Regions from separate parts of the Mus musculus genome. Here regions 1, 2, 3, 5, 6 and 7 are each linked to region 4. Evidence: chromatin loops called from intact Hi-C (ENCODE). Cell type or tissue: left cerebral cortex. All regions are shown on one strand. Region 1 overlaps Stim2 (stromal interaction molecule 2). Region 2 overlaps Stim2 (stromal interaction molecule 2). Region 3 overlaps Gm40305 (a long non-coding RNA gene). Region 4 holds the start of Stim2 (stromal interaction molecule 2). Region 5 overlaps Tbc1d19 (TBC1 domain family, member 19). Region 6 overlaps Stim2 (stromal interaction molecule 2). Region 7 overlaps Rbpj (recombination signal binding protein for immunoglobulin kappa J region).

Evidence for each region. Peaks named below come from ENCODE experiments on the same cell type or tissue, not always from the same donor. Only the 100,000 strongest peaks of a DNase experiment are listed, where the experiment ranks them.
Region 1: a loop joins it to region 4, with 5 times the contacts of the local background. A loop is called at or near these places in 23 of 42 quality-filtered maps.
Region 2: a loop joins it to region 4, with 3 times the contacts of the local background. A loop is called at or near these places in 20 of 42 quality-filtered maps.
Region 3: it touches region 4 in a loop (2.6-fold over the local background); 14 of 42 quality-filtered maps call a loop at or near these places.
Region 5: it touches region 4 in a loop (5-fold over the local background); 15 of 42 quality-filtered maps call a loop at or near these places.
Region 6: a loop joins it to region 4, with 2.0 times the contacts of the local background. A loop is called at or near these places in 8 of 42 quality-filtered maps.
Region 7: it touches region 4 in a loop (4-fold over the local background); 3 of 42 quality-filtered maps call a loop at or near these places.

What each region holds. Positions count from the first base shown.
Region 1 is chr5:54,099,011-54,103,010 of GRCm38, forward strand. Stim2 (stromal interaction molecule 2) reads left to right here. Exons shown (of 12, transcript NM_001081103.2): 4 at 3,565-3,676. Among named protein-coding and RNA genes, the nearest start is that of Stim2, 100 kb to the left of the region's middle. In left cerebral cortex, no CTCF peak of the experiment used is centred here; DNase peaks (open chromatin) are centred at 2,040 and 2,543; H3K27ac peaks cover 1,312 bases.
Region 2 is chr5:54,111,928-54,115,927 of GRCm38, forward strand. Stim2 (stromal interaction molecule 2) reads left to right here. Exons shown (of 12, transcript NM_001081103.2): 11 at 3,992-4,000. Among named protein-coding and RNA genes, the nearest start is that of Stim2, 120 kb to the left of the region's middle. In left cerebral cortex, a CTCF peak has its summit at 1,558 (motif pointing left); a DNase peak (open chromatin) is centred at 1,556.
Region 3 is chr5:53,944,074-53,948,073 of GRCm38, forward strand. All of the region lies in intron 2 of Gm40305 (a long non-coding RNA gene), which reads left to right. Among named protein-coding and RNA genes, the nearest start is that of Gm40305, 18 kb to the left of the region's middle. In left cerebral cortex, no CTCF peak of the experiment used is centred here; DNase peaks (open chromatin) are centred at 2,477, 2,855, 3,512 and 3,960; H3K27ac peaks cover 422 bases.
Region 4 is chr5:53,997,363-54,001,362 of GRCm38, forward strand. It overlaps Stim2 (stromal interaction molecule 2), which reads left to right and starts at 1,161. Exons shown (of 12, transcript NM_001081103.2): 1 at 1,161-1,672. The coding sequence starts at 1,522. In left cerebral cortex, CTCF peaks have their summits at 1,074 and 2,085; DNase peaks (open chromatin) are centred at 997, 1,823, 2,590 and 3,086; H3K4me3 peaks cover 2,917 bases; H3K27ac peaks cover 2,364 bases.
Region 5 is chr5:53,869,637-53,873,636 of GRCm38, forward strand. Tbc1d19 (TBC1 domain family, member 19) reads left to right here. Exons shown (of 21, transcript NM_144517.4): 14 at 2,617-2,701. Among named protein-coding and RNA genes, the nearest start is that of Gm40305, 56 kb to the right of the region's middle. In left cerebral cortex, a CTCF peak has its summit at 2,463 (motif pointing right); a DNase peak (open chromatin) is centred at 2,469.
Region 6 is chr5:54,044,240-54,048,239 of GRCm38, forward strand. The region is part of intron 1 of Stim2 (stromal interaction molecule 2); the gene reads left to right. Among named protein-coding and RNA genes, the nearest start is that of Stim2, 48 kb to the left of the region's middle. In left cerebral cortex, no CTCF peak of the experiment used is centred here; a DNase peak (open chromatin) is centred at 2,410; H3K27ac peaks cover 329 bases.
Region 7 is chr5:53,592,976-53,596,975 of GRCm38, forward strand. The region is part of intron 1 of Rbpj (recombination signal binding protein for immunoglobulin kappa J region); the gene reads left to right. Among named protein-coding and RNA genes, the nearest start is that of Rbpj, 4.5 kb to the left of the region's middle. In left cerebral cortex, CTCF peaks have their summits at 460 and 1,582 (motif pointing left); a DNase peak (open chromatin) is centred at 1,537.

The DNA.
Region 1 (4,000 bases), 100 kb after region 4:
TCAGTTGATAGACATGTGTAATCAAATGTATGATCTCTTGGCCAGGTGTCTCTTTATAGAATCTAGAGATAGCAGCTACATTTCTCAGTAGCTAAAGGGTACATGTCGAAATGGATGTGTAAGTGTGTATTTAGAAAAAAAAACCTCCTTAATTAGCTGGATGACAATAATAAGTCCTGGGCAGATGAGATGCCTCAACAGGGGAAGGGGATTGCTGCCAACTCTGAGTTTGACTTTTGAAACCTGCAGGTAGAAGGAGATAACTGACTCTTGAAAATTGTCCTTTTACCTCCACACTTACAACATACATGTGCACATTTATTTGCACATATCTATACACATAAATACGTACACACACACAAAATAAATGCAAACCACTTTAATAAAAATTAAGTTCCTCTTCTCTTAGTGTTCATCATCAGAGGGCAGGTTGTGAGGACAGTCACATCACATGTATATTGGTTTGTCTCACGGTTGATCCATGTATAGATGATGACGAATACAAAGGAGACCAATGCAATATTGAACTGGGCATTGGGAGAATGTTTAGAGGAAGGAGTTCTTAGTTTGAGTCAGAGAGAGTAAGGACAAGGCAGGCAAATGGAAAAGAGAGGGAAAGCCAGTCTCAGCTGAAGAGTGTTAGGGTCCACAAGGACACAGGGCATCTTTAAGAAGCTGCAGATCGTGCAGTGTCTGCCATTCTAAAAACAGCTTGCTCTGAAACCTACTGTGGCCATTTACTAATTTGTTTATACCTAATTAAGAGTTCTACCTTGAGAAAATTGTAGGCTCAGCATGGGAATAAATGTACTGCTTTCAGAGCTGCTACAGTGTCCACATGAAATAACATTCATAAATCTGGTATGTAGTACATAGTTAATGTTAGCAACAGTTTTTATTGGTGTCCTAGCCATTTTTAGAATTCGATCTTCCCTGTCAGCATTCTGTAATGAAATGTTCCGGGCTGGTTGTTCAGTTTACAGTGCTTTAGACAACAGCCCTTTTTTGTTATAACGGAATCAGAAAGACAGAATTTTAAAGTAGCTCAGTTTATTACTCTGTTTATTCAAAAACTTAGCCTGAGTTAAAGAGCTACGGTGGCTCTGTGACTCAGGTACACCTCTTGGCAACGGTCTCTTTCCATTCCCAAGTGTGCTGAAAATCACCGAAATGTCAGCCTATAGCAATTGGCACAGTTTTGAGCAAAAATACTTGGTAAGCAATTCCAAAGTCAGTGACAGGTAGGCAGAGGGATGGGGCGGCTTCAGGTCGCTCTTTGTCACTGGGGATCTCCTATGCAAACAAGCCTAGGTTGAACAGTACTCACTCTTTAAGTCTCATCTACTTCAGTAGTTAAGTGGCACCCAGCAAACTGTGCATGAGTGCTCAGTAAGGAACTTATACATCCTTTAGTGGAAAAGCAGATGTTAAAAGAATTCCTTCTCTTCTAGATGATTGAAATTAATTAAATTCTGTGGGGAAAAAAGTTCTTATGAAGAACTGAATTTAGCTAAGAAAGGAAGATTCAACAAAAATACAGAAGATGATAGGATTCAAACCGGTTTCATATCAGGTCTTTGAGGACGGATAAAAAGGAGCCACCGTAGGGGTTGAAAGACCAGCAGAGTATTTGGAGCAGAGGGAGCTAATACAAAACTTCTCATGTCCTGGTAATGAGAAGAAAAGCTGTTTGCAAGGAACCCAGACATCAAGTGGAAAGCCAATTCTTTCCCTCAAGTAACTCTGTCTTATGATAGGATGGTATTGTTTTAAAGATGCATTCAAAAGAGAATTGGTTTTACAAACAAAGCTATTTTAGACCAGCACAGCTGTCCACTCAGGTCGAGTAGTATTAGGACTGGACAGTTTCGTGCGCTTTTTTGCATTTCTTCCTTTGAATCTGGTCTCCTTGGAAACTTGATGTGTTGGGTTGCTTAGACTGGTTTTTTTGCTATTGAAAAATCCAAAGGCAGAGAGAATCTTATCCTGTTTTCCTGGCTGAGAGTTTTGTGTGGGTGTGTGCACTGCAGCTGTGCTGTGGGTTTCTTGGCATTCAGACAGGGCAGTTCTCCATGTAATGCATCGCAGAAGGAAGAAGCCTTCGTGTAACAAGGCTACTTTGACTGGATTAGGTTCAGCGGAAGGCCCCTAGGGCTGGGCTGCTGGCTGGTAGCCTCACTTGTTTGTCTCTGTGGCTCCAGCAGGCTCAGCCCATATACAGGTGTGAGGGTAGAGATGTGTCAGAAAGAGAACATAAGAGCTTTGTCTCAGTATAAAATTGCCACTTAGCAATACAGTTTTTAAAGGTTTTTATTAGTTAATTATACTTTGCTTGTTTTTTCTTTAAAGATCATTGAAAAGGGCAGTGTGAAAACATTGCATGCAAATGTGCATTTAGCATTTTCTATAATTTATGAGAATGCTCTTTTCCTAGAGCCTTTGTGCACAGATGGATCTGCAGCACTGCACCTACCACTTCCTCCTTGTCTTCAGCCCCGTTTGCCCTCTGCTGTGGTTTTCCCCAGTCGTCACATTAAGTGTAGACAGCATGCAGCTCTCCATTTCTCAAGCCTTCCGTTGGAACAGCTTACCCTTTACACAAGCAAGCCGAGAAAAGCCTCCAACTTAATTCTTATGGTCTCTTCTTGTTTATCCTTTTGCTCGTGGTTGTTGCTCTCAAAGTGCTATAGAGTAAGCTTCTATCTTTGTGTGCCTGTGTTCAGATCCAGTCTTTCCTAATGTGGTCCCTCTCTGACTTTCTGCCTCTTCCTAAAATACAATACAATACAGACCAAACACAGCTCAGCAAGATTACATCAGATCTTCAGAATTCTATGGCTTTTATTGTAGGCTTTAGTTGATGTAGTCAAGCCAGAGGACTTACCTAATTCATTCTCATTCACATCCTCTCTCTCTCTCTCTCTCTCTCTCTCTCTCTCTCTCTCTCTCTCTCACACACACACACATACACACACACACACACACACACACACACACACACACACTCATTTACCCCCTCCCATTTTTTAATGACTAGCATGATTTAAATGTTTCCTTCCCCCATCTTTCTTCATTTCTAAGTTGCCCCCCCCCCTGAATCTTTGCCCAGGGCACCTAGGTTTCACAGGGGTAAACAAGTTCCCCATCTGTTCTCTGCTGTATGCTGTAGTGCTTACAGTGGCCTGACTCTCACGGGGTGGTTCTCTGATTAGATGCATTAATGGGCTAGGTAAAGTGCCAATCAAGTCTATATCTAGTAAGGTGTTACACCCATGGAAATGGGTTGTTTCATCCTTTAAAAACTCTGTATTAATGCTTATTTTAGAATTAGTTTTACTGCAGTCTGTCTAATTGTTTTATGTCTTTTTTTCTGTTTTAGATTGTACACATTTGGGAAAACAGGGGTGGGCCTCACTATTTTCAGCTTACCATAGGATGCTAGATGCTATTTTACTACCACTTATTACATCTAATTGAAAACTTAATCTCCCATATGTAGATGTGTTCAGATCTTAGTTTTGAAAGCAGTGTGCTTTAAACTATACCTTCTTTTCTGTGTTACAGTTCACAATTGGACACTTGAGGATACCCTGCAGTGGTTAATAGAATTTGTTGAACTGCCACAATATGAGAAGAATTTTAGGGATAATAATGTGAAGGGAACAACACTCCCCAGGTCAGTGGTCACCCAGAGGGCGTTGAGAAATGAGATGTAGATGCAACCTTTCAATTCTAAATCTGAAAGATACTGCTGGGGCTGATGGGAGAAACCAAATACTATAAATATATCTGTTTGAAGCACTTTATCTTTTTCTTATTTTATTGTGTATGTATTCTTTGTGTATACACGTATTGTATGTATGTGTGCGTGCGTGTTTGTGGCGTTAGAGTGCAGATGACAGTGCATGTGTGTAGAGGTCAGAGAACCATCTTTCCTGAACCTTTTACCTTGCTTTGTTATCAGTGTGTGCACGCAGCAACTTAGCAGGCCCCCAAGTTA
Region 2 (4,000 bases), 110 kb after region 4:
GTAGTCAGTGCTTGACTCTTCTGTCAGCTTATGGTTTGTCCCATTCCCAAGGCTTTTCTTTCTTTCTTTCCTTTTTTTTTTTTTTTTTTTGGTAATATTTTTGTTTTGCTTTTCAGTGCATTCTTTTATTAATAGTGTTGCCCTGTTCTGCTTAACTCATGGAGAACTAAGTCTTTCTGTCTTCAGCAAAATTCAACTGTGCTTGTTTATGAAAACTTAGATGTGATCTGTATATGTGTATGTATCAAACATATATGCATGCACGTAAGATGTGCTAGTTGTTTTAAGATGAGCCTTGCTGTGTAGCTCAGGCTAGCCTCCTGCCTTAGCCTTCTGAGTATTAGGACTGTACTTGTACGCCAGCGTAATGTTTTTCTAGAATGTGAGTCCTTCGGAAGGGAGCTTTTGTATTAATATTTGTTATTAATATTTGTGTGTTAATATTGCGTAGTGTTGCGTGCTCTGCTTTTGTGTGTGTTAATATTGCGTAGTGTTGCGTGCTCTGCTTTTGTGTTTTACTTTGTAGAGAACAATCTTGGTAAGATAAAATTTGAATGCTTGAACTCCTGACTTTCTGCAGTTACAGATGTTTTCAGTTTACAGGTTTTTATATTAGAAATTATTCTTTACCCTTATTACCGCTTGCCTGGTCTATTTTTCCAATACTTAGGACTTCTTTTTTTTATCATGTCAATAGAATGAAGCTCTGAAGAGTGGAGAACTAACTCTGTTAGCTTAGTTCTTGGTTGACTGACATCTCAAACTATTAGATTTTGATGACAGTCAAGCCATCTTATCTGAGAATTTCCAGTTTGGCCTTTTCTGTTCAATGTTGCAGCTTTCCTGAGACTGTTAGAACAGTTCTGATTATACAAGAGAGTTGTGATCAAATCCAGCTCTTAATCTGACAGATAACTCCCGGTCAGTGGGACCGCTTTTGTCTTTTCCCTGGCTTTGAGTCTGTTACTGGCATAGTGGGGTGAGGAGGCAGTAACTCTCCCAGGGAGAGCATTGGCTTGTAAGTTTGGGGAACACTGGAAGCAGGAGACCTCATTTGTCTCCTTGTCTGGACTATGAGCTGGTGATGGTTGAGTTGCGTCTGTATTCAAGCTGGCTTGCAATTTGAATTTGTCTATTTGCTTATTGGCTTATATATGTGCTCTTATATAACACTGAAATCATAAGTGCATATTTATTTGAAAACTAAGCCTTTTAAAAATAGTTTTTCTTTAAAATATGTAATTGTTGAGAATCATAATTGTGCTTGAGGAAGATCAATTTCTTTAGTTAAATCTTTTTCTTGCCTTTTTAGAAGCACTTTTGGGAGTTTGGAAATGGCAAAACTTTATTTTTATTTACTTTTTTTTGATCCATTAAAAGAAGATACACTAAATGTGAATAATTGGCATATGTTTTAAATAACTGTGGTAATATACATAGACATTTATACTTGTAAGTGTGAAAAAGTACAAGAGCTGGTTTGAAATGTTATAGGAAGTTTTAGAAATTAATCTGATCGCTCATAGAATTGGAGAGCTGTGCCTCCACCTAGTGGCCACGTAGGGTGCTCCATTTTGCTTTGTAAGTCCTGAACTTTATAAAACAAAGGCTGTTAGCCTGAAGTGTACTATGGTAGGATGAAGGTGCTTCATTTAAGGATCTCTTTATTGGCTATGTGTTCCTTATGCTTGAAACAATGCCCAGTAAGCACACTTATTGAAGGTAAATCGCAAAGGAAGAGAGTCTAATACACATAATAAGACTGTCTGTAGTTTTACATGAAGAAACCCCAGAAACTGTTAGTTGATGAATAGAGGATGGAATTACTCCTCCTTCCCCAGGTTTTAAGTATCTGCTAAATCCTTTCAGAGTAGAATGTAGTAGTAATGTATTCCAAACTTCTCATAAAGCCCTTTGAACATTCTTAAGGTCACTGAAGCCTGTGCCCATCCACTACAAAAGTAAACAGGTTGTCTTACTTGTTTTTCTGAAATGAACCATATCATCTCTCTTTCCCTCTTCTAAAGTTGTGCTTTTCTAAAGCCCATTAGAACATGCTTCCTCTACATATGTAATATCTAATATATACCATTGCTGCATACTTACACCACCTACATAAGTATCATCAAATTATAGATATCATTTTTCAACTTCTTTGCTCAAAATGTGCTTCAGAGCTTTTCTGTGCTTATCCAAGTTAGATTTACTGTGATTGTTTAACATGAGACAACCGAAGCTTGTTTATATACTTAGTAACATGGGCTCTCTCCTTTCCCACTGAGATTCCTTGTATATTTTTCTTTTAAAAACAATAGTAGAAACACAAATTGTTATGTTATACATTATGCACAGCTCTAAGAATTTCTCTGGACCCTTTGAATGATTTTTGATCATTAGGCAAGGATCTCATGGCCAAATTGCCTTCAAAGGGGTTTTGTTTGTTTGCATACTCAGTGTTTATGAGTCCTGCTTCTGTCTCCTCACTCACACTTGGCATGATTAGTTCTGTAGCCTGGATGAATACGAAACAATACTGCACTGTTCCTAAACTCACTTCATCAATAGTTTGGGGATATGTAATGCAAATGTGCAGCCTGCTTCCCTCATCTGTTTTATCCTGAGGCTCTTACAAGGTTTGTTGTCCCACTCTGCTTCCCTCTGTCTTCCCTATCCCCTTCTATCACACTCTCACCACTTAGGGGCTTAACATAATGTGATTTAGAAACTCTTCATTTGGTGTTAGTCTTGTCTGCTGTGTTCTGATATGTGGGCTGTCACTCATAGCCATCATTTTGTTACATTTGCATTCATTATTTAGAAATAATTACCTGCTTATCATTCTGTTTCACTTTCTTTCCTTTTTTGTTCTTTTTTGAAAATATAGCATTGATTAGTATTTTGTTAAGCAAATTAGAAGAAAATATCCTTATTGACACTTTTACTGAAAAGTAACAGTTTAACTAGATAACGGTGTAGATTAATTTCATTCTGTATACTCTCCAAAGTGTTTTCAAGTTCCTGGTGAGAAATTTATCCTCAGTCAAATTAGTGTGGTTTCTCTTTAGGTAATCTCTAATTTCTGATTAGTAGGAGAATTATTTCATTTCTTGCTTTGTGGTTTCTTCATAATGTAATTGGCAAGACAAAAGGTCAGAGCAGACAGGAAAGGTCAAAACTCTTGATTGATTGAGTGTCAGCTGGATCCTAGAAATAAACTCATTCACTGTGATGATGATTGGATGGGTTGGCTAGAGCTGAGTCCTGGGGAAGAGAGCATTGGTGTGCAGCCTGAGGCCTGCTGCTGTCTGAGCCCATTTAATGAAGGCGTGCTCCTTTCCTGGTGCTGTGGCACAGGAAGGATGCCGCATGCATGACGAGCTAGCTTGAGAAGGTTGTTCTTGGGCTGCTTTAGTGTAGGAAAAGAAACAGAGGACCATTCTTTTGTTCCACCTGCATGGGTCTTAGATAGGCAGTAGACACAGGGAGACCTAAGACACAGGCTTCCTGAGGACCTGTGTTCAGGAAGCAAGCTTTGGTTTCAGCTGAGAGACTGTGTAGTCTTCATTTAAACCTTCTTAAAGGTCAGATAGGTTGTGATACGTCAAGACTATCCATTGATACTTTATACAGTGTTTTTCCTCCTGATCCAGTATGAGTGTTCATAAACATTTATCATTTCTTCTAAGTGTGTGATAGAGACTTTAAATCTAAGGGTTATTTTGAATAGCAGTTTAAGTTCTTTTTAATAGTGTTAGATTTTTTTTATAGCAAAACTACATTGGTGTTCATTTATTTTAGTTTTACTTCTGTTACCATTTTAATACATTTGTAATAATTTTTCCATTGGTTGTAGAGAAGGGCATTTGTTGATGTAGTTGCTTGAATAAACATTAAACCGATATTTTACATCAGTTCTCGTGTATACGTTTGGGAGAAGACAGTTAAGGGACATTGGTGGCTATGAGCATTTTCATTGGTTTGTATTTTTCAGGGACCGTGG
Region 3 (4,000 bases), 53 kb before region 4:
CATCTTTGTGTAAGGCAGCCTCGCATAAAGAAGTCACCTGTACTGAATTCAGTAGCACTGCTCCCACCAGACGCATGTCCTCATAGACTCGACGTGTGTCCTTGGGAGGAGCTTCTGCAGATACAACTAAGATGAGGCCATGTGGAATCAAATCAGGTCTTCTAGAAGACCATATGAGACACAGTACAGACACAGTCACAAAGAAAAGAGACCTGGGATGAAAGAGGCGGAGACTGAATTGTGCAGCTTTGAGCCAAGGAGTCACAGAGATGGTCTCTGTAAAGCCAGAAGCTAGGGAGAGCTGTGGGAGAGCTGTCCTGGGAGCAGCCTGCAGAGAGAGAGACCAACTCTCGGAACCATTTGAATTTATATTTCACTTGTTTAGAACTTTTGAAAGAATGAGTTTCTGAGTTAGTGAGGGAGAATAAATAAGGAAGTGATCAGATACCTTTCCAAGCATTCTGAACCCCCAGGACAGTGTGAACATCTTTATTTTTGGGGTTGTTCAAGACAGGGCTCTCTCAGGAGGGAATTGGGACTCAGAGGTCTCCCCACCATCACCTTAGAACTTAGAAAGCAACCACCTTGCCACAGACCAACTCGAGCTCAACATGACCCAAGAGCCATCACCTGCCACCAAGACGGTGTCCTCTGCCCAGGAGAAAGGACATTCTTTCATAACCAAACTCATATCATGCCATCTATTGTCTGGAAGATTCCAAGTGCCTGACTCTCTGCTGCTGGGCTCACAATGTGCCCCATCTCCTGCCCCACCCTCTCCTGGGAAACTTACTTCCCCTCTCAAACTTTGGAGAGAAGCTGGGAGTGAGGGAGAGACAGAGAGACAGAAAGAGAGCTCTTCTTCCCAAGGGGGTCATTTGGCAAAGGCAAAAATAGCTTAGAGAAACCACAGAGGAAATTATGCTTTTGTCAAGACTCTGCACCCTCAACATGCCACTTGTCTGGCCAGTTCATTTGGTCCTATCCACATGTAGTGCCATTCATTCAAGGCACAAAAAGCACCCAGCTGCTGCAGCACCCCTCCCTGCCCCATCTCCTTCTCGCCTCTGTTCTCTTCCCATACTGCTTGACCTCCCCTGGTGAACCCTGTATTTGGTGTGGCAAGCTATGGGTTGAGGGCATTTTTCAACAAAACTATCAGGTGGACAGGGGTGATGCAGACCAAAACAAATGGTCACATTTGGTTTTTACCGAACTTCTACTCCATTCCTGGCACCATTGATTTCATTCCGTGCTTATTATACCCTGAGAGTGACCATTCACTCCAATTTGGTGATGGGGAAACTGAGTTATAGGGGCTTGATCAACTTCCCCAAGGTTGTGCAGTGAACAAGGGCTCACAAGCCAGCTGCTGATGCCAGGTGCCATCACCCAAGAGCCCGCTGGTGACAGTAGGGCAGATGTCATAGCACTGCAAGAAGCATCCTCACACTGTGAAGGCTCTGAAATGATCCCTCTAAGGATGCTTATCACTTCTGTTGTGTTTCTTGACATACATAGTGTGACTTTCTGGGCAGTGCTCTATCAGAAACCTATATTGAAACAAAAGATGGTGACATGAGTCACTGTGACATATATGCCATTCCTGGGTCCACCCTATCAAGCTGTGTAAGCTTTCACAAGATAACCCTGATCTGTCTGGCTGTGAAATGCTAGCATATGTGCAGTTGGGACTCAACAATTTGATTTGCGTCAGCCTCCTTCTCCCCGTAGAGACTGGTGTGAACTTCTGGCTAATGAGGTAAGATGTTCTCACCTTAGGTCCCATTTAGAGTCTCACATTAACTCTGGTCATTGTCAAATTAAGAAATTTAAGGCTAAGCATGATCTGTGGAAATCAAGCATTTGATTTCTGGCTGCAAATAATTTATAATTCATAAATTGATAATAATTTATAATCTGAACTATTATAAAGATATTAGGGTGACCTGAATGACTCACTCATTGCCCAGTAGCAATCCCTTTCTGTCTGTTGGGAACACATGATGTTCTGAAGTGAACACTTGACTTTGATTGCGAAGGCAGATAAGGTTCAGGCCCTGGCTCAGTAGAGAATGGCTATCAACACCTTCTCTGCCCGTATGATCCAGCTATGTTGAGGCCAGTGAAGACTGAGTGATTAAAAACCCACAGACAGAAGGTGCTGTTGAGTAACTTGGTGCATTCATGAAGTTGTGTTTTCTGGCACATGTCTGGAGATGGGGAGGTTACAAAGACACACTCTAGTGTGAAAGAAGGGCATTGCCAACTGTCTTCCCCGTCTCTCCCTCCTCAGTGCCCCAGGAGATGCTTCTCTTGGACCAAGCATGTCCTGGGGCTTCCTTGTCCTCTGGCTCTTAGTACCCAAGGCTGAGGAACTGGACAAGAAAAGGCACAGAGTGTTTTTTTGCCTTCAGCTTCCTGCCACCCAAGCTGTAACTTGGCAGCGCTGCAGTTTTCTATCTAAGTGACACCCTTATTGAGCAACCTCTTTCTCTTGACTCCAGTGCAGTGCTCACCTTTGTGCACCAAGTAGGTTAACTGGGAGGTGATGCTGGGAAGGATGGTGCAGGGGAGTGGGGAGGTGGGTTAGGAGAAAGGAGGGTAACATCACAAGGCATACAGATGGGCATGAATTTGCGTAGAGGAGCAGCCGGGCTCAGAGCTCTGGAAAACAGGACCAGCCGCAGAGTTGCCCCACCTGAGTAGGGAGAAGGTGGGGCACCGCCTCTTCCGATGGGGCAGCATAGCAGCAGCAGCTGACTGGCCTCCCACTGGTGTTAACGTAAGGGGCACCCCCTGTTCCTTGTGGCTCTGCCAGCCTACCCACACCTCCGTGAATCTTCCCTTCATCACATTCTCTTCCGTCATCCCCTGAAGTGTAACCACGTCTTTCCTTCCCTGACTCATTACAATAGTGAAGATCCTAAACCCTCCATGAGCTCCTGTCTGCAGAACCAGATATGTAGCAGACGCTCAGGTCCTGCCCACATCCCTATCACCAGCCAAGGCTTCTTCAAGCATCTATGATGGTCTGAGGGGGTTTTCTCCTGAGTGTGTCACACAGGGCAGGCCCAAAAGAACAGCTTTCAATGGAAAGTGGAGGGGACCTGGTGAGTGATTCCTGGGCCATTTTGATTCTGGCGAGGATGAGTCCAAAGCACTTCTACAGTTCTCCAGAGGTCTGACTTGAGCTCCTCACAGCAACAAGCTACTTGCTGGTATATCTTGAGTTGCCAGCCCTCCTGATCCTGAATCACTTCCTGACCTACCGCTACCCCCCACTCCACTAGCCATGTCTGTAGTGACACAACAAATACCTAACACATACTAATGAAGAAATGAAAGCATGTTTAGCCCTGAGTTTTTGAGGCTCAAATCGATGCTTGGGCAACCCAATTATTTTGAGCCTCTACTGAAGTTTCCAGACATAGATAGCAGGAGATCATGACAGCATGTCAGTGAGCCAGAAAAAGAAGAAAAGAATGAGGTTTCACAGCCCACACCTTCAACGACTTAAGGACCTCCCACGAGGCACTGCTTCTTAAAGGCCCACAGCACCTCCCAGGGATGTTATATACCTTTGCATAAGGAAGGTGCACACCCAAACCATAGCAGGCACGGCTCTGACAGCTTGTCCCAGGATCACTTCCTAATGAAACCACCTGCCTAGGACACTCTGTCTCAGACTGTGCTGTGTGAGAACTCAAACCAAGAAGCCTCCGGCCTGAATGACAGCCCCTTCCAAACAGGCCCCACAGGAATCTTAAACTGACTGAATTCCTTTGCAAGGGCCATTAAAACCCTTGATGCTCAAGGCCTCTGTTCACAGTCCGTTCCCCCTCCCCTTCCCCAGAACCCTCTGATTTGCCTTCTTTCTATCCACCAGCCACACTCAATTATAGGCAGTTCTTGGAACACTGTCTGCTCGTCAAGTTTCTGGCCCTCTGCCATGCTGTTCTCTCTGCTGGGAATAGCCTTCACCCACCCGCCATACATT
Region 4 (4,000 bases):
TTCTTAACAATCCTAGCTTCGAGTTCTTAAATATGTGTGTGTGTTCAACACCTCCTTTTACATTTCAAAGGTTTTCTGAAGAAATGCTTTGATATGGGTCTCTGAGGTATGTAGCTTGCCTCTGAGTGCCATTTACCTGGGTCACATCCTGAGGACTCCTACCACAATTGAAACAAAATAAAAAAACAGCCAACAACAATAACAACAACATAGTCCCATTGCAATGGTAGCATCTACTTGAAGAAATAGATTCCGGTTCTTTTCCCCTTTTAGATCAATTGGATCTGGAGCAGAATTGCAAGAGCATCCACAAAACTGCTTCATTGCAGATAAGCAAAATGGTCAAGTCTATGTTGTAGTTGGGGCAACCTGTTCAGCTGGCAGTCTATAGAAGTGGTGGTTTGGCAGATGAGTGGCAGTGACTGCCTTCAGTGTCAGCATGGAAAATAGTAAGAAGCTAGAGCACATTATTCGAACATTTCCATTCAGTAGTTGATAAATCGGGCCATGTCCATTTATTAGCTATGGGCCGGTGGGTTGGTTAAGCTATTTTAACATTTCAGCGCTTGGGTTTCGTCACATGTAAAATGGCGATGAGATTGAGTTACACTATGCCACTGTAAATTGCTTAGAGAAATTCCTAGCACTCTGGCACAAGGTATGCGCTTTGCCAAATGTTTGTCAAGTAAATACAAAGCTAGGCTGGGTTTCCCTCCGCTTCTACAAAGCTGGCAACCGGTAACCCCCACCAACATCCAAGTTAGGGGAGGCCGCTGTTTCCCACTGCAAGGTTTTTTTTGACCCACGGGGTTAAAGCACTCAGAGGATCTGCGACGTCGATACGCTTTATCCAGGTCTCCAGGCTGCCCATCATCAGATCACGGCGTGGGCGAGACTCACTCCTTCCTCCCGCTCAGCTTCTCTGGCTCCTGAAGCACAGCCTGGGCGGCTGTCCCACGCCCCGCCTATCGGTCTGGGAACGCCCCTAGGGGCGGGGCCCACGACCACGCACGCGCAGTGCCGCGGCGTTGCGCCTGCGCCGTGGCGGGGCTGAGGGAGGCGGGGGATTGGTATGAGAGCGAGTGTGTGAGGGGAGGGAGGTGGCCCGGCCGAGCGTGGTACTACGGCGGGCGCGGGCCGGAGGGGGCGGGGGGATGCGCCGCGGCGGCGGCGCGGGCGCTGGGCTGGGGCTTGGCCGCGCCAGAGCAGCGGATCCCGGTGTCGCCGCGGCAGCTGCGCGGGTGTCGCGCTGGGTCGGAAGACGCCGTACCACTGCGCTCCCCCACTTTTTTTTTTTTTTTTTTTTTTAAATAACCGGAACCAATGAACGCGGCGGCGAGCCGAGCTTCGCGGGCCGCCGGTGAAGGGAGCGGGTCAGCACCCGGCGGGAGTCCGCTTCCGAGGCGGCCGGGCCCCGGGCAGCTGGCGGTGAGCGAGTGGCCGGCGGCTCCTGTGAGCGCTCCTCCCGCCGTGGCACCGGGCCGGGCCTCGGGCCGCCCTCTCCGGCGGCGCTGGGCAGCAATGCTGCTCTTCGGGTTGTTGGTGGCCGGCGTGGCGGACGGATGCGATCTGGTGCCCCGGCACCTCCGCGGGCGGCGCGCGTCGGGATCGGCCGGAGCGGCGGCGTCTCCTTCGGCTGCGGCTGCGGGCGAGCGCCAGGCGCTGCTGACAGGTGAGGCCCGTGCGGGCGACGGGCAGGCTTGGCGGGACTCCCGGCAGGACCCCATCCCCCGAGAGGGCGCCTAGCGGTTGCCTTGGCGCCGGTCGTCGCACTTCGGACGCCTTCCTAGTCCACCGACTGGCGCCTCTACTGTGCTTTCTTCGCCCTTAGTGGGCTCCTGCGAGCTTCCCAGCTGAGCAATGCAGTGGTTTCTCTTTCGTGCTGCCGAAGGGACCAGTGGGGTCTGTAGGGGACTGGGCTCATTTCCCCTCTTCCCAAAGCCGCCAAAGAAAGTAGGCGGCGGCAGCAGCAGCAGCAATGCGGTATGGAGTTGGCCCCTGTTGCCTTTGCAAAGGCGGCTGGCAGCTTCTTACCGATCGAGAGCCGGGCTGAGCGCCCTGTCCCAGGGGAAGCTGCTGAAGAGATTCTTTGAGAGCCACAGCACCTAGTGGCACTAGTGGTTCTGTGTTAGTATGAAGAAACGTCAAAGTCTGGTGTGTTTTTGTGGGGGTACGAGGACGCTTTAAGGGATGGAAAGTATATGCTGTTTGAGAGCATCACTGGGTGACAAAGGGTGCAGAAAGCGCAGCAGGTAACCAGAAACACACCTACAATTTACCAAGTGCAGGATATTTGTGACGTGGATTTGGGCAGCATAGTTCTGATGGAGTGCACCAGTACCTTTTTTAAACACAGAACGTTCTAGCACTTACTGAAAACTTGCAAATATGTTTGGTAAGGTTAAGTAGAAAATTGTATGCTTTTACAGCCTTCGTTGTCTTATATAACTGATCTGGTGTGGTTTAAGCAGTGATGTAAAGGTCCTGAAATGATTTCCTGGGGCACAGTGCTGGAGGTAGAGTAACTTATTTTTCTTGCTGCTGTGTTTATTTTTAAGGTAGATCTCTAGGTTTTCTGGAAGAACAGCAGGATTAAAGAGGAATAAGATGATTCACTGTTAATTTAACTGCAGTGGTAGCCCAACAGGCGTCTGGGAGTTACTAACAGCTGCTCAGCAAAGTGTTCAGGAGTCTTTAGATCATAGCAGCTTTCCTCTGAGTTCTGTGACAGGCTATTTCCTGTTGCAGACAGAAGAAGGATGTCGGTAAGCATTGTCAGGCACTTTGAGAGTTGGAGGGTATAGAGCATAATGATTAGCATACTCAAGGTACTCAAAAAACTTACCAGATCCTGGTCAGTTGAACCAGGCAAGTCATCACTGGTTGCCTTGGATAAAGGATTATAGAATGATCTTTAGGGACGTAGTATGTAGGGAGGGATATATTGGGTGGTTTCATGCTCAAATAGTTATTTTCTAACAAAAATATGGCAAGTGTGGAAGGGAACAGTGTTAAACTAGTTAAAACCTACACTAGAGTGTAGGTTGAGGGCTTATTGTCTCCCCTAGGAGTGGAACGTTAGCTTCTAAATGGTATAGTAGTGTGGGTCCCCCCACCTCTTTGGCAGAAATGTTTGATTACATAATGCCTTAACAAATGTGATTGACAGAGAGGCAAGTGATCTAGAACTTTGGTGTTTATTGACTCTTCAAGCAAGTATGTTTTACTGAGAACATCAAGAAATCAGCGCAGATGGACTTCTAATAAGCTGTAACCCTTTTAATTTTCTCTGTAGTTATTTATGGCACAGTTGAAAAGACGCAGTGATTCTTAGTGGGAAAGATCATCACACAAAGTGAAGTTGTGCTGTCGTGCTTTTTAATAAATTTGCTGAAATGTTGACCTCGGAATTATTTCTGTTTATAAAAGATCTCTTTTTTTCCCCTTATGTTCAAATATTAATTTTAAAACGTTAAACATTTCCACTTAAAGTTTCAGATTTTACAACTGCTCAGTATCTAAGTTGAATAATAGAATTTTAATAAGTTTATGAAAATACAGTCAGCAGGGCTGGTGTTTAGGGAAATGTAGATTGAAAAATGACTTGTGAAAGTAGAATGTGTTGAAAAATGCTTTGAATTGTATGGCCTCTGTAAGGCCCTTTCTCATTTAATAGTTTTTGTGGGTAGTTCTCTTTTATGGCTCCATTTGTTTTATTAAACCTGGGACATAAATGGATGGCGATACTTCACACTTCAGGAAGTGGAGCCACAGGCAAACCCTGTTACATTCCAGACAGTGTTAATGGATAGATGCAGACATGAGCATATGAGAGAACTACATTTTATGTGGATTTTGCAATCTGAAAACTTGTGAAAGAACTGTGAGAGAATTTTTCTCCGGGGTTCCCTGTGAAAGTGGCTGTCTCACTGTTGACATGTCTAATAGTTTCATAAACTGACAGCGACCCCATTCTCTGTTTTCCTTCCCAGATTAGCAC
Region 5 (4,000 bases), 130 kb before region 4:
ATGATTGTCAGTATTGACAACCTAATATCCATTTTTTTATCCTAGAAAGGAAATGTATTTCTCAGCATAGCAGTATCTGTGTAATACCAGCATTTACTCTCTTATAGTAAGTTAGTTACATTAATGTTCCTTACTGTTAAGTGCTAAGAACATGCCCATTGATGCAAAGGCAACTGCTCCTACTGCTAGGCATATATACTCCATCTCCACAGCCCCAGAGCCTCCTCTCTCAACTAAGTTCCAACTGTTGCCTCCCGCTCCCAGGGTACTCTTCCCCAGTTAGCCTCTCAGTAAGTTTCTCAGGCTCTTTCAGTGTTTGGTCAGAGGGCACTTCTCAGTAGCCACTTTCTTTTTTTTTTTTTTTTTTTTATCTGTTTTCATTTTAATTGACAAATCATAGGATATTCTCTGATCAAGTTTTTTCCCTTCCAGATCAACTTCCCACCCACCCAACTCTCTCATTCTCATTGTCTCCTTCCCTCCTTCTCTCTCTCTCCCTCTCCCTCTCCCTTTCTCTCTCTCTCCCCCCTTTCTCTCCAAAACCAAACAAATCTGAAGTGACAATTAAAACAAAATTAAGCAGTGAAAACACTAGGCACACATGCTCAAAACAGAACCCATAAAAACACAAAATCAGAAGCCATGATATACAAGCTAAAGAGCAGAAGGACAAAAACAAAAAAAAACAAACAAAATAACAAAATAAAACAAAAACTGGAACAAACAAAGCAACATTAGACAAAGAAAATCTACAAAAATATGATTAAGTTTGTTTTGTGTTGGACATATACTGCTGGGCAGAGGGTCTACCCTTAAGTAGTATTAACATAGCCTGTGAGACTCCACTGGAGAAAGATAATGTTTCTTGGTAAGTGGCTATCGATTGGAGATAATTTCTTAGGAATGGGAGCTTTGTTCACTTCCCCCTTTCCACACTAAGATCCTGTTTTGCTTGATCCAGTGTTTAGATCTTTATCTTCTATTTATATCTAAGCTCTTAGAAAAACTATAAACACAGTTTGGAACCAGTATCTATTGATAGATTAATGAGCTAAATGTAGTAGGGTTGTCCCAGAGAGTTACTTTGTGCAATATGGAGGCTGCTATTCTCATAGCTTGAACTTATAGACTGCCAGGCCCTTCTCTGGGCCTCCTTTATCTTGCTCCATGCTTGCTACTTAATGCACCAGTTGATGTCATCACTTAGCACACTTGCTGTCTGTCACTTCCCTTCAGAGCTTTGTGTTTGTGTCTTTCTTTTGATGTACCCCTACTTCACCCTGAGGTTTGTGCTTCGTGTAGTAAGAGCGAAAGAAGGGAGCCAACTGATTTTTAGAAATCTGTGGATGTCCTCCAAAGAGTATTTCAGAGTGATAAGAATAACTTAAAAGGACGGCATGTTGAACAAGTGTAGGTCATAATTATAAAGTTCTATAAAGGTAAATAGAGAACAGTGGGGATTATTCAAAAATCCAGTGCTGGAGTATTTTCCAGAAATGGAGATATATAAAGTTTTAAGTTGAAGAAGCATGACGGTTGAGCATTATAAATATACAAATCCTAAATTAAATATATTAAGAGCCAAGAATAACGGAATATAGAGAATTAATAGCAATGTAGTAATAACTGTAGAGAACATTTTAATCGTGTGATATCCCAGGTGCTACTCTAAACACTTCCCATATACCAATTAATCCCCACAATACACTTTGATTGAAGCATTATTACATTCACCTTGCATATGAGAACACAGATACTTAGAAGTGCAGGCACTGGCCCTTGTCATTCAGTTAATAAACTGTGGAGCTCCAGTTTAAAGTCCAGCAAAATGTCTAGATGGACAAGTGCCCTGGCACAATGGGTTCTAATCCACTCCCCATTCTGTGCCCATCCCCTCTGCCTCCCACCCCACCCCAGTTTTTGTGGTATTTTTATAGACTCCTGGGTCTTCTAAATGTCCCTTCATCTTCCTAGGACTGGACTCCTGCCCTCAAATTTAAGGCTAGTGTCAGCAATTCAGTTTCTTCTATTGGGAAGCCCTGGTCCTGACTGTACCCTCTCTGTTTTAGCTCTTGATAGAGTTGCATGTGCCTTTGCTGGCTGGGACAGCCAGCTTCTACTTGTATTGGGAAAACCTTTCCTTTGCTGATGCCATCCTTATTAAGAATGGAGACCTCTCCTCATTCTTGGCATGCCCAGCTATGAACTGCACACCAATTAAGTCTGCTTTCAGTTTCATAGACCCCTCTGTGCTTGTGTGTGATTGCCCATGGGTACCTCAATGTAGTCTCATCTGTTAAGTTTCTCACATGTGATTTTCATTTCCAGATAAAACATAGGATAATTAGCACATAGTTAGCATTTTTTTGTTTGCTGCTTCAAAGTCTGGGGAGCAAATAGGGAAATGTATGAGAACGGGCAGCCTTCACATGGAGTCCCTCTGAGAACATTTAACGAAGGAGTGCCAATAGAGGGCGCTCTTCCCATTGCAAAGCCCAGCACTGACCTGAGCAGGTCTCCTCCAGCGCCACCTCCTTATTAAATTAAAATTAATTGAATTAGCATCAGTTGTTGGGTTGCAGTGCTCACTGTTGATTTTTCCAATGTCATGTTCAGGTGTTACTTTGCTTTTCACGGGATACGTCTGTACTGGGCCACTTTGCATACAACAGTGCTTCACCGCCGAAGTCATACATCAGAGGTAACATTTAAATAATTCTAAAGAGAAATTATTGAAGACTTTCATGATCATTCCAAGAACATTTGAATATTTTATATTGGTATTTCCAATTTTAAGTTGAAAATTATTTCTAATTTCTCTGCAGTCCTAATTACTGCCTTTCCTTTCAATGTCAGCACCCAGGCAGATCACAGAACCCTCTCCTGAAGTGACAGAGATTGCATTTCCATTGTCTTTTTGGTTCTTGACATCTCCTGCCTCCTCTGTCCCATTTGTGCCAAACCTGTTGTTTTCTTCTTCTTGCTACCCATAGCCATAGATTTATCTTTTCAGATTTTCTTAACTTTCTTTTAGTAAGTTGGTCTTTGAATTCTAGTTGGGCTACACTTAAACATTACGGTGTGGTAGATGTGCTACATTACCCCTTTATTCTATTCTTGTGGTCTCTCTACTGCGAGCTGCCTCAGCATGCCCCTGTACTATTCCAGTGTGCTGTCCTCCCCTGAAGACTGAGCTAGCCTCAGCCCTTCTCTTCACTGGGCAGTCAATACCGCACACTAAAATCCCTTTGCCCTGCTGTGCTTGTGTGATGCCATTCTGCTGCTTCTATGAAGAATAAACATTTCTTCAGGATTTTATCCCTGCCTGCTTGGTGTACCTCTTGCCCTAGGACAGCCCAGTTTTCTTGTGTTGGAATCAGGCTCTTCCCCCCAATAAGGGGCTGCTTTGCTTCTGAAATGAATACATAAAAATTGCTTTTCTTTTTATCTAAGGAGGTTATTGGGCTAAGGAAATGGCTCAGTGGATAAAGTGCCTGTGGTGCAAACCTGAGAGCCTGGCTTTGGTTCCCCAGTGAAGCCAGGCAGAGCACCGTGCCTATAGCCCTAGCACTGGGCCCAGATGCTCACTAGCTGGCCAGCCTAGCTAAATTGTCAAAGAACAAGGTAGAGGGTGAGCTAGGAAGACAGCTGGCTTTGCTCTCTGGCCTCTACATGCATACACACACACACACACACACACACACACACACACACACACAAATATACGTACCCTACACACACCCTTCCATCTCATCCTGCACACAGAGTGATCATAAAATTTAATTGCCTAATGACCTAAACACCATCTTAACCTAGCTTTCTTTCCTTCCCTGATAATCTCACAATGTGCTATATTCGTAGTAGCCTTAGTGCACGAAGAGCTTCATATTCCATTACCACAAATTATAGGCCCTTGGTGGACCAGCCTATATGTCATGTCTACCAGTCTACCATCAGTTTCCCTCCCTTGACACAGAAACCCTTAAAGCCCATTTAACGA
Region 6 (4,000 bases), 47 kb after region 4:
TTTCTGGTTTTCTTGTGATGCGGAGGACAGAACCTAGGGCGTTGTGCTAGCTACTAGGAAGCATATGCTAGTGAGTCCATCCTTATCCCTGTAGCTTATGCTCTGTGATTTACTGCCTAGACTGCTATGATAGATAGACAGTCTTGGGTGACAAATACATAGGCAACATATCTTATCAAGAAGATTCAGATAAGCATATGAAGACACATTCCACATTATGCTTGTGTGAAATGCCAGTGAAAACAGTGAGCTATGTCATACCCTCAGTTTGGAAGACCACGAGCGCTGACGGTAGGAAGTGTTGACCAAGTGTGGAACACCAGGGACTCATACCCTGCTGGCAGTGGACAATGGTATAAATGGTGTTAGGAGGCAGTTTGGCCATTTCTTATAAAACTTACCAGTTTTCTGTGAAGTCCAGAGATTCCACTTGTTGGAAGAGTTGGATAATTACAAAAACCTACACATAGCTTTGTTCTTGATAGTAAAGCTTAGCAGCCAAGATGTCTACCAGCAGAGAATGGACAGATAAACTAGGTGGTTCATCCAGACAATGAGATATTATTTAGCATAAAAGGAAATGAACCAGTATAAAGAAACATGATTCTTTGTTCCTGCGAGTGTGTGTGTGTGTGTGTGTGTGTGTGTGTGTGTGTGTGTGCAAGTATGTACGTGAGTTAATGTGGGTGCTGTGGAGGCCTGAGGTGGATGTCAGAGTCTTTCAGTCACTCTTACATTTTGATACAAGGTTGTCATGAACCCGGAGCTTTCATGTACCACTGTGTTGGCTGTCCAGCAAGTCCAGGGTCTTCCTGTGTCTGTCTGACTAGTTGGGATCATAGGTGCAGCCTTCTGCTGGGCCTAGACTTTTATTTTTAAAACAGGGTACTTAGTTCTTATTTATGTAGCATACTCATTGACTGAGCTGTGTCACTGGTTTTCTAGTCAAATGGAGCCTAACTTTAAAGGTTGTGTAGTAAGGATCTAAACTATGATAGAAGACAAAACTAAGAAGATCACTATTTGCCAGGAGTTGGGAGTGAGGCATGAACAGGCAGAACACAGGGTTGGGAGGCAGTCCTACTACCCTCTGTGATATTTTAAGTGTGGCTGCGTGTTTCAGTGACTTAAGCAGACCCATAAAGTGTACAACAATAAAAGTGAGCTTTATAAAGTAAAGCCTTTGGGTGGTTACATGTCACAGTGTGTATGTTCATCAATGACATGTGGACAATTGTAAAACAAAGTTGTCTGGAGTGAGGATTTGTACTCCACCAGATAACTGAGTTCTCAACAAGTTTCTCCTTTGACACTTTTCTGTGTCACTTCCACCCTAACCATAAGCCACCTTAGTGTGCAGATGGAACTCGGTGTGGGCAGGTGTCTCACTTGAGCCAGTAGTCCCCTCAGAACCCTAGGCTTGGTGTTTTTGATCTTCACTGACGATAGCCCAGGCTGTCTCTGCAGAGTCACTTCCTGTTACGGCACCACCTTCAGTTGATAGTGGTTTCTTCCTCTAAACTGGGCAGTAAGATTAGCTTATTGGAGAACCATGCTTTGTTGCATGAGCCTGCCCTGCACAGTGTTGTTGCTTAATGTCCTTGCCCTGCCTCCCATCCACAGTCCACAAGAAGCTGTGGGGAGAGTTTGAGAAGAGGGGAGCAGAAAAGACCAGAGCACTGCTGGTTGACACCCTGCTAGCGGGTTTTATTATTTGTGGGTTCCAGAGTGCATCTTATTTCCTTCCTGAACTTACTTTTATTGTCCCTTTAAAGTATCTCTTTCATAGGTCACAGCAGAGACAACTGTGGACGTGTCAACTCAAGCACATCATTTATTATGCATCTTATAGTGATATTATAGGTGGAGTATGGGTCAGAACAGTCTCTGTCCTTGACCTCACAGAGTTTCTTTATCGTTACCTTCGCTACTAAAGGAGCCCTGGGAAGGCTGTGCTTAGCATTTTAAAGTTGCAGTTGGATATTTTTGCATTGTGTATTGTTTATTTTGTTCAGTAAGTAAATAATAATATCTGAGAGTGAATAGACTTCATGTTAAGCCTTAGATGAACATGAAACAATTGAGCAAAGTACAGAATCATGAAATTTGTACTGCCTGTTTAGATTTACCCTCGACCATAAAGGGGTGAGAAGTTGTCAGTTGATACACTTAGCTTTCTAGTCCCCTGAGTAATTTCTTAAAAGACTTCTCCAAACATTTATATTTAAAAGCCAATTAATAAGTAATTCAGTAAACAAATAATTTTGAGCATTTCTGTGAGTCAGATCCTGTTCTAGGTAGTGTGGAGAGGACTGATCAAAACAAAGCCTGTGATTTCATGACTGCATCTCAGTGTGGGAGTTAGTGAGGAGAGAAAGGCACAGTGCTGCACACTGTGACAGGGAATGTGGAGAGCATGGAGCCAGCAGAGAACACAGGCCAGGCTGGTAACCTGGGAAGTGCTGCACACTGTGACAGGGGCTATGGAGAGCATGGAGCCAGCAGAGAGCACAGGCGAGGCTGGGTAGCCTGGGGTGAAGGGAGTTGGTCAGCCATGGTATGTCAGGGAGAAAGCCTAGTGCTGGCAGAGGAAACTGCAAACATGAGCTTCTTTGCCAGTGAAGACTTTATGTATTATTTTTTGCTTTATTCAGAATAGTCTTTAGATCTTTCTACAAGCAGGTCTTTTCTCTGAATGTTAACAACGCCTATTTAGTCAAGATGAAATAAATAACCACAATTTCTTATGTATACTTTATAATATGATAGACATTTCATATTTCCATTATCACTGTATTTAATGTAACTATTTGCCACATATGTTCTTGCCTGTGTGTGTCTTCATGGAGAACTTTGAAGAACCAATACAAATGTCACTTTTACCTTGAAGATTTTCTTTCTGTGGGCATACGCAAGGTTTTCTTCTTATTTATATACTACTCACAGATGTCTGCCATTGTATGGTTATCAAACTAACTTTTTTAAAAACTTATTGTGCATGTGGCTTTTGACCTAGAATCAGTCATTTGCTAGATAAATGATTTGCAGTTAATATTTAGCCTTGAATATTTATATACCTTTAAACCACTTAAGCATTAAGCCATTTAAGCCATTGAACATGACACCCATTGAGGCAGATAGTGAGACTATTCAAATTTGAGGTAAAGTTATGACACAAAATATTTACCACAGAGGTGTGGCTATTTCCCATTGCTAATCCCATTGCCAAATATCTAACAGAAGCAACTTAAGGGTTTATCCATTTTGGCTTGTGTTTTCAGAGGTCATGAGTTTACTACGGAGGAACAGGCCTAGTGGACTGTTGAGTGTGTAGTGATAGAGACTTAGGCAGTGGATCTAACATAGCAGTGGTCCAAGAAGCAGCAAGCAGGACTAGAGATAAGGTGTGGCTAACCTTTTGTAGCTCTTCCTAGTGACACATTTCTACCAGCCAGGCCCTGCCTTGTGCAGGCTCTGTGGTTTCTCCAAAGCTTGCCACATATGTGGGAATAGGAGTCTAAATTTAAGCTTGTGAGAGCAAAGTTCACACTTAAAAAGTTGTGTGTTCAAGAGAAATGTGAATTGAAGTGAGATACCCTGTCCAGAAGATAAGTAAGGTAGAAATTGTGTATGTTGGAGATTGGGAATGTCACTCTGGAACCTTCCTTCCCCACCGGACATAGATGCTTTTTGGATCTGTCAGTTGCTTTCTCAGTCAGGCAGTATCAGTGGTAGCAATACTCCTTTTCTAAGACTGCCGACACATTTCTTTATATACTTCGTACTGACTCTTGGATTTGGTGGCTTGAAGAGCTGGTTAAAATCCCAAATATTATGTTAAGATAGGTATGATCTTACTAATCAAGTTACCCATGAGTCATTTCCTCTGAAAGGTACAAACATAGGGTTAGAGATAATAGATTACATTTATAGAATGGCTTTGGTTTTCAATAGTAGAAAATTCTAACTAAAGGAAATAATTTTAATTCACTTAAGATGA
Region 7 (4,000 bases), 400 kb before region 4:
CCAAAGGCTAGGAGTGAAATAAAAATGGTGCCTTAACTTAGACAGTGGGCATTTGGAAATATAATGAACGGTGGCTGGGTACCTTTCTGAGTATTATTTCATCTTTAAACTTATTACCCCGACATGTTTGTGGGGAATCGTTCTATTACATACGTCTAGGCACTCAGTTTTAAACAGTTAAGTTTAGGTAAAAGTTACTTCTTGATGTATACTCACAGACTTGTATGATCTCTTAAGTGGGTAAAATATACAAGTAAAAAGCTGCTATGGCCAGCTGTGATTCCTTAGATAATCGTTGGTATTATGGATGGGTCCAGCGTTAGAAGGAAATGGTTATGTTCTAAAGGTCTTACCTGTTTTAATTCTGAGGTTTACTTAGTTTTTGAAATAAGACTTGGCTTGAAAGCAAGCACTATTTTGCATTTTGCTTCCTCCTAATACTAGATTCATGTTATTTCAGCTAGGGGCAGTATTTTCTCATGGATTGACTAAAAATTGTTATTTTTGGCATTTGGCTTTGTGATTATTTCCAAGATATGTTGTTTCCTCTGCCAGCTTCCTAACTGTGCAGAATGGGAATGGAATAACTTGCCACATCTGTAGAGGTGCACCCTGCCCTAGGTAGAGCCCCCTTGGATGAACAGTGTGCTTAAGGTCTAGGAACTGTTACTGGAATGAGCTGATGTAGGTCATTTTATAGGAAGTCAAGTAGGAGGTTATGAACTAAGTTCTTGGCAAGTTAAAGGAGTGACAGTGAAATGAAAGAAAAAAAAAACAACTATGTGTTATTGAAGTTTGTATAAAAGATATAAATTTAGAGGGAGAGTGTCAAGCAGAAACAAAGAGATGGAAGGTATATCAGACTAAAACATTGTAAAATTATGGAATGCCCTTTATTGATTTCTGTATGTAGTAATACTTAATTTTTTATATTTTAATTTTAAAATTTTATTGTAGCAATACTTTTAAAAGGATAGTACAAAGTAATTTTTTGCACTCTTAGCCTGAAAAGTTTTATATCTGTCTTATATTTTTGGTATTTTGAAGAATATTTTCTGATCACTAGACATGATTTTAGACTTGGCTCTTGGTTTTAGGGGAAGTTTTTTTGCACTTGACATGCTGTAGATACTTCCTGATGAAACCCATTGTTCCTTTATTTTGGTAGTTGATAGTCTGGTGTCATCTAGTTCCCCAGTCAAAGTTTTGGGCTTCCTCTCTCACTAGCTCTTTCCTTCTGAACCTTTGAGACAGGTTGCACCATGCAGCCCGGGCCACCCTGGTACTTAAGATCACCTGCCTACGCCTCTCAGTGCTGGGATTACATGTGTGCTCATAGTTGAGCCTTTACTGTTTTTCTAATTACTAAGAACTGGTAGTTTTACCTTCTAAGGAACCCTTTTAATCTGTAATGACACAGTGCATGCTGACGTCGCTTCTCACCTAGTTTACCACAGGACCCTTTTCCCTTCTAGATTCACCTCTAGATTCCGTAGCTTCTCCATGGCAACTGCAGTGTTTCTGAGCAGTGAATCAATCACTCTAGTTCAAAAAGCTTTCAATGGCTCCCCCTACAGTCTTCACTAGGAGAGGCAGCAGGCTAGAGGGCTTTAAAGTTCTATTTGCTCTGTGCTGGGTTCCAATTCTATTTTTCTTTCCACTTAAATCTTTGTAATATTATCAGGCTGGCCTATCCTTTTCTCTCCCAACAGTTGGAAGATAATTATTCCCACGTTAAAGGGTTGTGACAGTTAAATGAAATCATGGGCAAGTGTTTAGTAGATTCAACACACATGCTTAATGCTTTAGAAAAATATTTTTTGCTATCGTAGCAGGTTCTTCATAGCTATTTCATGGTTCCTTCTTCAACTAAATTGTCCTTCTTTCATCTTAATACTCATATTTAAGAACTTTGAGTTCCAACCAAAATAGGCCCAGCAGTTTAATGCCTCCCTGAGTTTGGGAAAAAAATACAGGTTATTCTTTGAGGCCGAGATCAAGGAATAGTTTAACCAGATATGTCAGGCTAAGTTCCATGCTGTTGGTATGTGTCATTCGCTTTTATTTTAAGTTTTGTATTTTATTTATTTTGGTGCTTTTTAAAATTTTACTTTTGTTCTATGTGTATCAGGGTTTTGCTTGCATATATGTCTGTGTGGATGTCAGATCTACATGGGAGTACACACAGTTGTGAGCTGCCATGTGTGTGCTAGGATTTGAACCTGGATCCTCTAGGAAGAGCAGTCAGCATCCCAATGAGCCATCTTTTCAGCCCCCGGTATAATTCTCTAGGAAGTATGCAATTAAATTGTAGTGTAATTAGTATACTCAAACCATTTCCTTTTAATCATTTATATATTATATTCACAGGTGTGCCCAGCACTTGATAAGGAGTCAGAAAAAAATTTTAAACAGGTTTACATTTCTTTAAAACATGAATTAACTTGGCTATATAGTCTGAATTTAGTGTATAAAATTACTCTTGTAATAAGATACTCTTGGGACTGGAGAGATGGCTCAGTGGTTAAGAGAACTGACTGCTCTTCCAGAGGTCCTGAGTTCAATTCCCAGCAACCACATGGTGGCTCATAGCTATCTATCTGTAATGGGATCAGATGTCCTCTTCTGGTGTGTCTGAAGACAGCTACAGTGTACTCACAATAAATAAATAAATAAACAAATAAATTTTTTTGAAGGAAAAAAATGCTCATGTATCTCTAGTTTATGATTCTGTCAGGAAACTGCTGCTGGTGTCCCCAAAGGAGTTGATGTCGTCAGCCTCAGGCTGTCACATAGTATTAGAAAACATAGTGAGGTTCATAAAGATGTGTGTTAAGACGATAGGAAATACTGCTATGCATCGTTTATCCAGTAATGACAAGTGCACATTTCACATTGTGGTTCAGTGTGCTTGGTTATCAAGTAGCTCTTGAGAGGTTATTTACTTATTTACTCAAAGACTCAAAGACAAGACTTTCGGCCTGAGAGATAGCTTAGATTTTAGTGGGGAGGTTGAGACAGTAGATCCTTGGAGCTCTATTCGCCAATCATCCTAGTCACCTTGGTGAGAGGTTTCAGGCCAGAGGGAGAGGGAGAGGGAGAGGGAGAGGGAGAGGGAGAGGGAGAGGGAGAGGGAGAGGGAGAGGGAGAGACAGGCAGACAGACCCCCACCCTGTCTTTAAAAAAGTCTGAAGAATGACACCGGAAGTTGTCCTTTGACCTCGTCACATAGTTACATGTAGGAAGGCACAACTTTGTCTGTAGCCCAAGATGGCTTAACGTCATGATCTGCTGGCATTATAGATGTGTTACCACCAAGCCCAGCTAGTTCCATTTTTAAGTGTTTCAATTCTTGGATACATAAAAATGTACATGAAACCTTAGGGCACTGTGTACTGCTTTGGTTTTTTTTGTTTGTTTGTTTGTTTTGTTTTTTGTCCATACCACAGACTCAAATTAATGATCTATAGGGAAATTCATCTTTAGGAAAGATTGCTCACTGGTAATTTCCTCATCATTAGTTGTAAAATAGGGAATTATGCTTTCATTGTATTTACCTGCCAGGCACATTGTAACTGTTTTACCGGTGAAATTATAAATTAAAGGTCTAATAAAACAAGATGTGAGTGATTTGTAAATAGTAAAATATAGAGCTATTTTACTTAGTTTCCTTGATATCCATCCCTCCATGCACAAAGCTCACGATATACTTTCTGTTGCATCCTGTGGTTGTGGGTCATGTTTTAAGAATGGAGTAGTGTGTTAGTGCGTTTAGTACTTAGGTCCGCAACCCTTAAGATAGGGCTTTGACATTTTGAGCAGGCATATTTTGTAAATTACCAATCCACCAGGGGTGTTGTCATTGAGTCACCCCCAACTTGGGTTTAATTCTTGCTGCTCATGGATCTGCTTGGACACCCACAATAATAAAGGAATGTTGACTGCCTAGCTGCTACTATCTTTCAGATGCTCTGTTGGCAGTTCTGGGTGCCTCTTAGAG